Regions from separate parts of the Homo sapiens genome. Here region 1 is linked to region 2. The links are chromatin contacts, found by Hi-C or POLR2A ChIA-PET in ENCODE. All regions are on one chromosome and are shown on one strand. Each heading gives the region's core, a stretch centred on a gene start or an enhancer-like site at or near the end of the contact. The rest is flanking DNA. Distances are from core to core; before and after follow the strand shown.

Region 1 (3,660 bases), core at 675-3,174, 890 kb before region 2:
CTTCTATTGATGACAGCTGTGCATGGACAATGCAGAAAGAGATAGAGGGCTCAGGCTGTCAGTCATGTTTGCATTTGTCTTTGCTTTCTTATTTTTGTCAAACTTGCTTTCTTATCTACAGAGAACTTGTTTCTTGTAGGTTACTTGGCTTCCGCTGATTAAATAACTGGAGCAACACAGACACATGTACATACACACATTTATGTTCTCATTGGTAATGGCTTAGTTTTTGATGTGGAGGTGGGTTAATTTGACAAATGTCTGCATGGATGGTAATTTAGTGCACCTTTCCTGTCCCATCATTTTTGCCTTTCATCTTCCTCTAAAAGGACCTTCGGGTTCTGGCAGCTGCCCATGGAGAAGACTCAGAGCTGTGTGCTGATGGTGCTTTTCTAGGCAGACCTCTCAAGCCAGCAGCAGGTGCCGGCTGCCCTGCTTGCCCCGGAACCTGGGAGGAGAGACATTTCCAGTTCCGGACAGGGTTGGGCTGTTCTGCTGCAACAGATGGTCAGCATTTGGTTTTCTCAGTCATGTCACCTGGGGAACTCCAATACTGTTTTATGTTCTGTTTCTTACTTTTCATTTAAAAAGAAGCAGAAAGAGAAGCACCATGCCATATCAAAATAGCTGACAGCTTCCATGTTGAGAAAAATGAAAGACAATTTTTTGAAGAGAACAGAAATGAACAAATGTACATGGTGCATTTGCTAAAATGCTTAGCTACAATTTTATGATGTTGACTTTATTCCATTTTGTGAAAAACAGAAAAGATTAGCTACTGAGAGGTTATTGAGTATATTATATACAGGCTTTTCTTTCATTTTTCAATAGTAAGTGAGACAAAAATTTCCATTTTAATTTTCTAATTTGATATTCATATATGCACATGGATATTTCTTCATCTGAGATAAGACTGTCATTATCAGCTTCATTTGGTTACATAATGACAAGTCAACTCACTATTTAAACCATTCCCAAATAAATTTCAATTATTTAAATTATAAATTATCTGTAATGTTATATATAAGCATTTTCTTTTCACCTGGAAAAAGCATTTCAGAAATCTTTTTGTGTGCAGAAATAAAACTCTGGTAAAACTACCATAGTTTAAGATCTGAATATTGAATCTGGTTTATGAAAAATAGAAGCTCAGAATAAATTATCATTGTCTTGATTATTCCCGCACATGGATGTGGAAGTGACTCAAATTTTACTCTTAAAAGGTCTGTTTTGGAACTTGAGGGCAAGGGCCTTTGTTCTGCCTTCTAGGGTATAACCAGCTCTGCTCCTGCTTCATTAATGTCTATAAGTTTGTTACAAAGACAGAAACTGACAGGAAATGAATTTAGGGTAGGGGGCACTGACACCCAAAGGGAAGTCACTGTGGACAAGACCCTCTGGGAGGCTGGCAGAGATTGCTGCCACGTGGCCATGGCAGTGTGCGCTGTGAGATGATCCCAGATGTCTGCACAGAATCCCTTCCTGGAGGTGGAGAGGGTTGACACCCTTGTAAAACACAGGGAACAGACCTGCTAACCTCATTTAATGCCTTCACACTCTGTAATGCCAGAAACTAATATTAATATCAAAATACAAGTTTTAAAGTGTGTCAGAGATGATGTTCATGCAGAATGTGAAGAAATTAACATATTGAGAAGGAAACTGAAGAACCAAGGGGTCAGTTTCTCTCAGCATTCACAGAAATCTTCCTGCACATCCCATCTACTCCTGAGTATGTACATTTCCACCTGATTGCCAGCTCCCCCAGGCGAAGGAGTTGTTTCTGCTAATCCCCCATCAATGCATCATGCACACCGCTCTACATCATTAGGCACCTGCCTTTCTGTGAGTGATGGTGATAAAAATGAAACTAGCCAAGTATGTGTGGATCATTGGGTAAAAAGGGTACTGCAGTCAGGTTCTCGGGATTTCCCTGGGGACTTTTGTGGTTTGGAGGAGCTGTTTCTGTAGTCTGTGCAAATACTGTGATGAGGCCCACATCAGATGCTGGGGGGAAATGTGAAGCACCTCATGGCAGTAGCATCACAGTGAGCTCATTGATGAAAAAAGAACCCAACAAAATCCCAGTACTCCTAAAGCTATACTTTGTCCAACTTTTACTTAGTACTTAAAAAAAAAAAAGAATGGTTTTATGTGGTGTTTAAACTGGGCTGTGTATCAAAATTCCCTGGTGTAATTGAAGTACATTTCTGATGGACATTGTTTGAAGGTCTAATTTTGTAGTTGCATGTTGTCTGAACTACTGTTGATGGCCATGAAGCCCTGGTTCCTGAGCCTTATAAATAACTTTGGTCTGCCCATCCTGTGCCATCATCACTTCCATTGGATCTGCTCACTTTGGTGAGCTATGAATGGAAAAACTCTTCCCAAGTATCAAGCAATTATATTTCTCCTTACAAACAGAAAGTGTTTTCAGTGATCTTTATGATAATCTGAGTGGGTTTTCTTGGATTCATGCCCAGCAAGTTTATTTTTGTGTGTAGTAGGCTGATTTTCTGATTTTTCTGTACATTTCTTTGTAGAGTTTACCGAACTGTTTATCTTTGCTGACAACTTCAGCTAGGTCAGAGTTTGTGTAAATTCAGTGAAGCTTTAAAAAAGCCATGATCTAAAGTTCCCTAAGATCTTTATTGCTGACTTTTAGAGTCATGATTTTGTCACAACCTTAGCTGAGCCTGTCTCGGGAATGGAAACAGCAGCTGAATTGTGTGTTTGCATACCCGAAGCCCCAGACCATTCTTGCAAAGCCTCCATTATTTGTCTTTGTAGTCTCAGAAGCTTTGCATTTATGGATTCATTGTATCATCATTTTATGGCTATTTGGAGTCTCTGATGATGTTCTAATTAAATGCCCATTTCCTGCTCACCACTGTTTTATACCGCTTAAAATGCCAACTTCTCCCAGTGTATTTTTGGATATGTGAGTAATGGGTTGAATCAATAGTGTTATTGGAAATTAACTGTTTTTAAGGCTAATGATGTAAAGATTAAAAACATTTCCCCAAGGTCAGTTTCCTTATATTTAGAATGCATACACACACACATATATATAGCTGTATGTATTTTGATATAGACTAATCGATCACAGAATTCAACTGGATATCTCACAAAAATGATCCTGTCTTACATCCATACCATGGCTGCTACTCAGTAATAAAAAGCAAAAAATGATTGGTACATGAAATAACTTGGATGGACTCAAGGGCCATATGTTAGTGAAAAAAGCCAATCTCAAAAGGTGTGATTCTGCTTATATAACACTTTCAAAATGACCAAATTATAGAGGTAGAGAACAAATTAGTCGTTGCCAGGGATTAGGTATGGTGGTGCTATGGTGGGGTGGAATTGGGTGTGATCACAAAGAGGAACATGAGTGATACTATTGTGGGGATGTAATAGTTTTGTATCTTGGTTGTGTTGGTGGTCAGATTAATCAACATGTGAGAAAATGGCATAGAGTTACACACACACATTGCACAAATGTCAGTTTCCTGGTTTTAATATTACTATGATTATGTAAAATATAACCTTTGGGGGAACTGAGTGAAGGGCATGTAGGACTTCTTTATACTAGTTTTGAGACTTCTTGTGAATCTAGAATTATTTCAAAATATTTTATTTGAAATGGGCCAATAGTTT
Region 2 (3,811 bases), core at 343-2,842:
AGCACCTAGAATTGAAAAGAGGGTAGTCCAGCCTGCAGGAGAAGAGGGAGGGGATCCCCTCACTCCTTTGCCATGCCACACTTTTTAATCAATGAAACCTAAGTTAACATTAACTTTGTTTAAAAAAAGTAAGTTAATTCTGGCTGTGCGTGGTGGTGACTCATGCTTGTAATCCCGGCACTTTGGGAGGCCGAGGTGGGCGTATCACTTGAGGTCAGGAGTTTGAGACCAGCCTGGCCAACATGGCGAAACCCTGTCCCTACTAAAAATACAAAAATTAGCCAGGCGTGGTGGCACAAACCTGTAATCCCAGCTACTTGGGAGGCTGAGGTGGGAGAATCACTTGAACCTGGGAGGTGGAGGTTGCAGTGAGCCAAGATCACATTGCTGCACTCCAGCCTGGGCAACAGAGTGAGGTTATATAAAGTGTGGTTCATCTTAATTTGATAACGGAGATTTTATGTAAAATCTCTTCTGCACCACCATTTTAGAGATCTTACTTGAAGTGCTGACTTGTCAATGACAGAGATACTGAAGAAACTGCTAAATGAATGCTATTTGAGATGGAGATTTTGTATTTTTATGAATCAAAATAAATAAATAAAAATAAGTTAACTCTGCTGACAGCCATTGTACACAACTGATTTATACTATCTTCACTGCCAACTACATTTCCTGTCTTCTTCAGATTTGTCACAGCTACTTATCCTGTATACATGCTATTGACTTTAGGACACATGTAGTGGCCTTTACATGTAGTCTCTTTAAAACAATTCTTGCTATACTACCAAGTTTAACCAGCCTAAGACTTAGGATCTTGATTTGACCATTTAATTTATTCTATTTAATTTCACATCATCCCAAATTTGATAAACGTGCATACAACATCCTCAACCAAATCACTGTAAAAAGAATTAAAGAAAAAGGCCAAGAACAACCCTAGACACATTCCTCCATTTGATATCAATCTATTAAATAGCTATTGAGACAATTATCAATATACATAATTACACTTACATCCCAGCCCCAATATCACTTCATCCAGAAGTGTATTATGAGAGACCTTCTGAAGTGCCTTGTTCAAACTCAGATTTCCAAGTTCTCTGCCCTTTCTAGGTCTGGAGGTCTGGACACCCTGTTAAAGAAAAAAGTTTGCTGTGACAAGTGTCAAACCCAATCTGGCTTCTCATGAAGTAGGTGCTACTGCCTCTAGGGACTACTCACCCATTCATCTGATAGGGTCTTACAGAATCGAGACCACATTCACTATTGTAGACCAAAGTTTATTGAAATTACTACTCCCCCTTTTTAGAAATGTCAAGCATCGCGATCCTCAAACTTCTGCCTTTCAGCCATTCTTGGGCTCACCATGATTTCTGGGAAGGTTTCATATTCTCAATTTCAAGTTCAGAAATATAACTCACCCATTTGACAGACTTCAGATCTCTAATGGAACAGCTGCAATTCTCTTTCAGTGGCTAAAACCAAATACTAACATTAATACATGAACAGCCCACTCATTAGAAACCCAGGTTTTGTGTTTAGTGCTGTTTGAGTAATTCTGTGTCCCACAGGAGCAGAGGATCTTCCAACGCTGTTTGCGCTCCCCAAAGACTCTTGCACCATCAAGCTAACAGCAAGGTTACTGACGGAAACAGATTTTTCTAAAAATATCCTTGGCAATGTGTGGACATGAAACACATGCCACATATATTTAGTCATAAAAATATAAAAAATTTATTTTTGTCTAGCAACTATTTATTTCCAGATGTGTGACTAAGCACAGCAACCAAATCATACCTGACTTAAAAAAAAATTAAGACCAGTCGAGCTGCCTAACCACAGAAGAAAGGTCTATTAATAATTTAACCCTCGTTGCTACTGGCAAGCTGGCTGCAGACTGAAGCACCAGCTTTATCCTCCTGGTTAGCTTAGAACATAGAGTCTGCAGTACAGGAATCTTACCACTCAAAGATGTTTCATACTTGTCTGAATTGGAATGCATAAGATGTAACCTTAACAGGTCTTTTCTATTAATTAGACGAGACTTTTATTTAAAGAAAAGCCTCACCTTGGAAAAACAAGTATGAAAAATATAAAAACCAGGTTTAAAACACCTGGAAAATGTGGTGATTCTACTCCAATATGACTATTCAGTTGTTCATTTATTCCAATTAAAGTGTAATCCTGTAATGTGTAAAGTGTAATGTGCTGCTCTAAATTAGTGTGGGTTTTGTGCTTGGCTTGTACTGCCACCTGGTGGTTTTCTACATGTAGTAACATCAGACCCAGGAATGTCTTGAATTAGTATTCATTTAGCAGTCTATTCAGTATCTCTGTCATTGACAAGTCAGCACTTCAAGTACGATCTATAAAATGGTGGTGGAGAAGAGATTTTACATAAAATCTGTGTTATCAAATTAAGACAAACCACACCTTATTTAATCACATCATTTTTATGTGAACACATTTAGCATAAAGATTAGCAAATCTGAGCCGGGTGCGGTGACTCACGCCTGTAATCCCAGCACTTTGGGAGGCCGAGGCAGGCGGATCACCTGAGGTCAGGAGTTCGAGACCAGCCTGGCCAACATAGTGAAACCCCTTCTCTACTAAAAGTACAAAAATTAGCCGGGTGTGGTGGCATGTGCCTGTGGTCTCAGCTACTTGGGAGGCTGAGGCAGTAGAATCACGAACCCGGGAGGCAAAGGCTGCAGTAAGCCAAGACTGCACCACTGCACTCCAGCCTGGGCAACAGAACGAGACTCTGTCTCAAGAAAAAAAAAAAAAAGATTAGCAAATCCATAATGAAAATTCCATAAGAGAAAAAAATTTAAGGGTAATTACACCCCCAAAATAAGAAAAAAATGAATGAAAAAGACAAGGCCTTTCCAAATATAGGCCTACCTGGCTTTTGATAAAAACAGGCCTAGCGCGGTGGCTCACGCCTGTAATGCCAGCATTACAGCATTTGAGACCAGCCTGGCCAACGTGGTGAAACCTTGTCTCTACTAAAAATACAAAAATTAGCTGGGCAAAATGGCACATGACTTTAGTCCCAGCTACTTGGGAAGCTGAGGCAGGAGAATTGCATGAACCCAGGAGGTGGAGGCTGCAGTGAGCTGAGATGGTGCCACTGCACTCCAGCCTGGGTGACAGAGTGAAAAAACAAAAATAAATTAAAAAATAAACGCAAACACCAGAAAATTGGGAGTTAAATAGTATTACTATAATATAATAGTATTACTATATAATATAATAATATAATAGTATTACTATATAATATAATAATATAATAGTATTACTATATAATATAATAATATAATAGTATTACTATATAATATAATAATATAGTTTAGTAGTATTACTATACAAAAGTAGTTTCCATAGGTTTCTTTGATATGTTTTAGAATTCATGTTTCTCTTTTGTGAAATGTCTCTTTTTGACTTTGGCTCTGATGATTTCCCAGTGTTCATATGGATAAATGTGAATATTTTAAAATTAGGGTTATATTTCTTTTAATTACATTTATTATAAGAATTTTACCAATTGATACATGGAATTTTCTTTAATTATTACTTTAGTGACAGAACAGTTTTAGATTTTCCCAAATCAAGACTACCAATTATTTTCTTATTCCATTTTTTTATTTATTTTTTAAATACATTTTATTCTGAAAGGTAATATTTGTTTTGAAAGGTAACACTTTCTCATGGTTCAAAAGGGAAGAAAAGTCTCTGTTACTTCATCATTCATTGTAACCAGTTTCTTGCCACCTCTGAGAAACAGCCATTGATTTTTATGTTTAGT

Evidence for each region. A loop is a pair of places that touch in the nucleus more often than their neighbours do. ChIA-PET counts read pairs that join two places held with the same protein, here RNA polymerase II (POLR2A). Pooled maps may share reads with other maps.
Region 1: a pooled map shows a loop between it and region 2 (3-fold over the local background). The contact joins two enhancer-like sites. A Hi-C loop is called at or near these places in 1 of 37 single-sample maps with no recorded cell type and 5 of 50 pooled maps. POLR2A ChIA-PET finds 5 or more read pairs at or near these places in 1 of 52 experiments (activated naive CD4-positive, alpha-beta T cell).

What each region holds. Positions count from the first base shown.
Region 1 is chr5:111,252,932-111,256,591 of GRCh38, forward strand. The region is part of intron 1 of CAMK4 (calcium/calmodulin dependent protein kinase IV); the gene reads left to right. Among named protein-coding and RNA genes, the nearest start is that of CAMK4, 30 kb to the left of the region's middle. RefSeq lists enhancers at 240-329, 380-429, 1,468-1,557, 1,778-2,047, 2,208-2,257 and 1 more. Within about 2 kb of position 1,925, at least 3 of the 41 ENCODE cell types and tissues checked have a DNase peak (open chromatin) inside an H3K27ac peak, as active enhancers do.
Region 2 is chr5:112,144,864-112,148,674 of GRCh38, forward strand. It overlaps a transcript of EPB41L4A not described here. Among named protein-coding and RNA genes, the nearest start is that of EPB41L4A-AS1, 14 kb to the right of the region's middle. Within about 2 kb of position 1,593, at least 5 of the 41 ENCODE cell types and tissues checked have a DNase peak (open chromatin) inside an H3K27ac peak, as active enhancers do.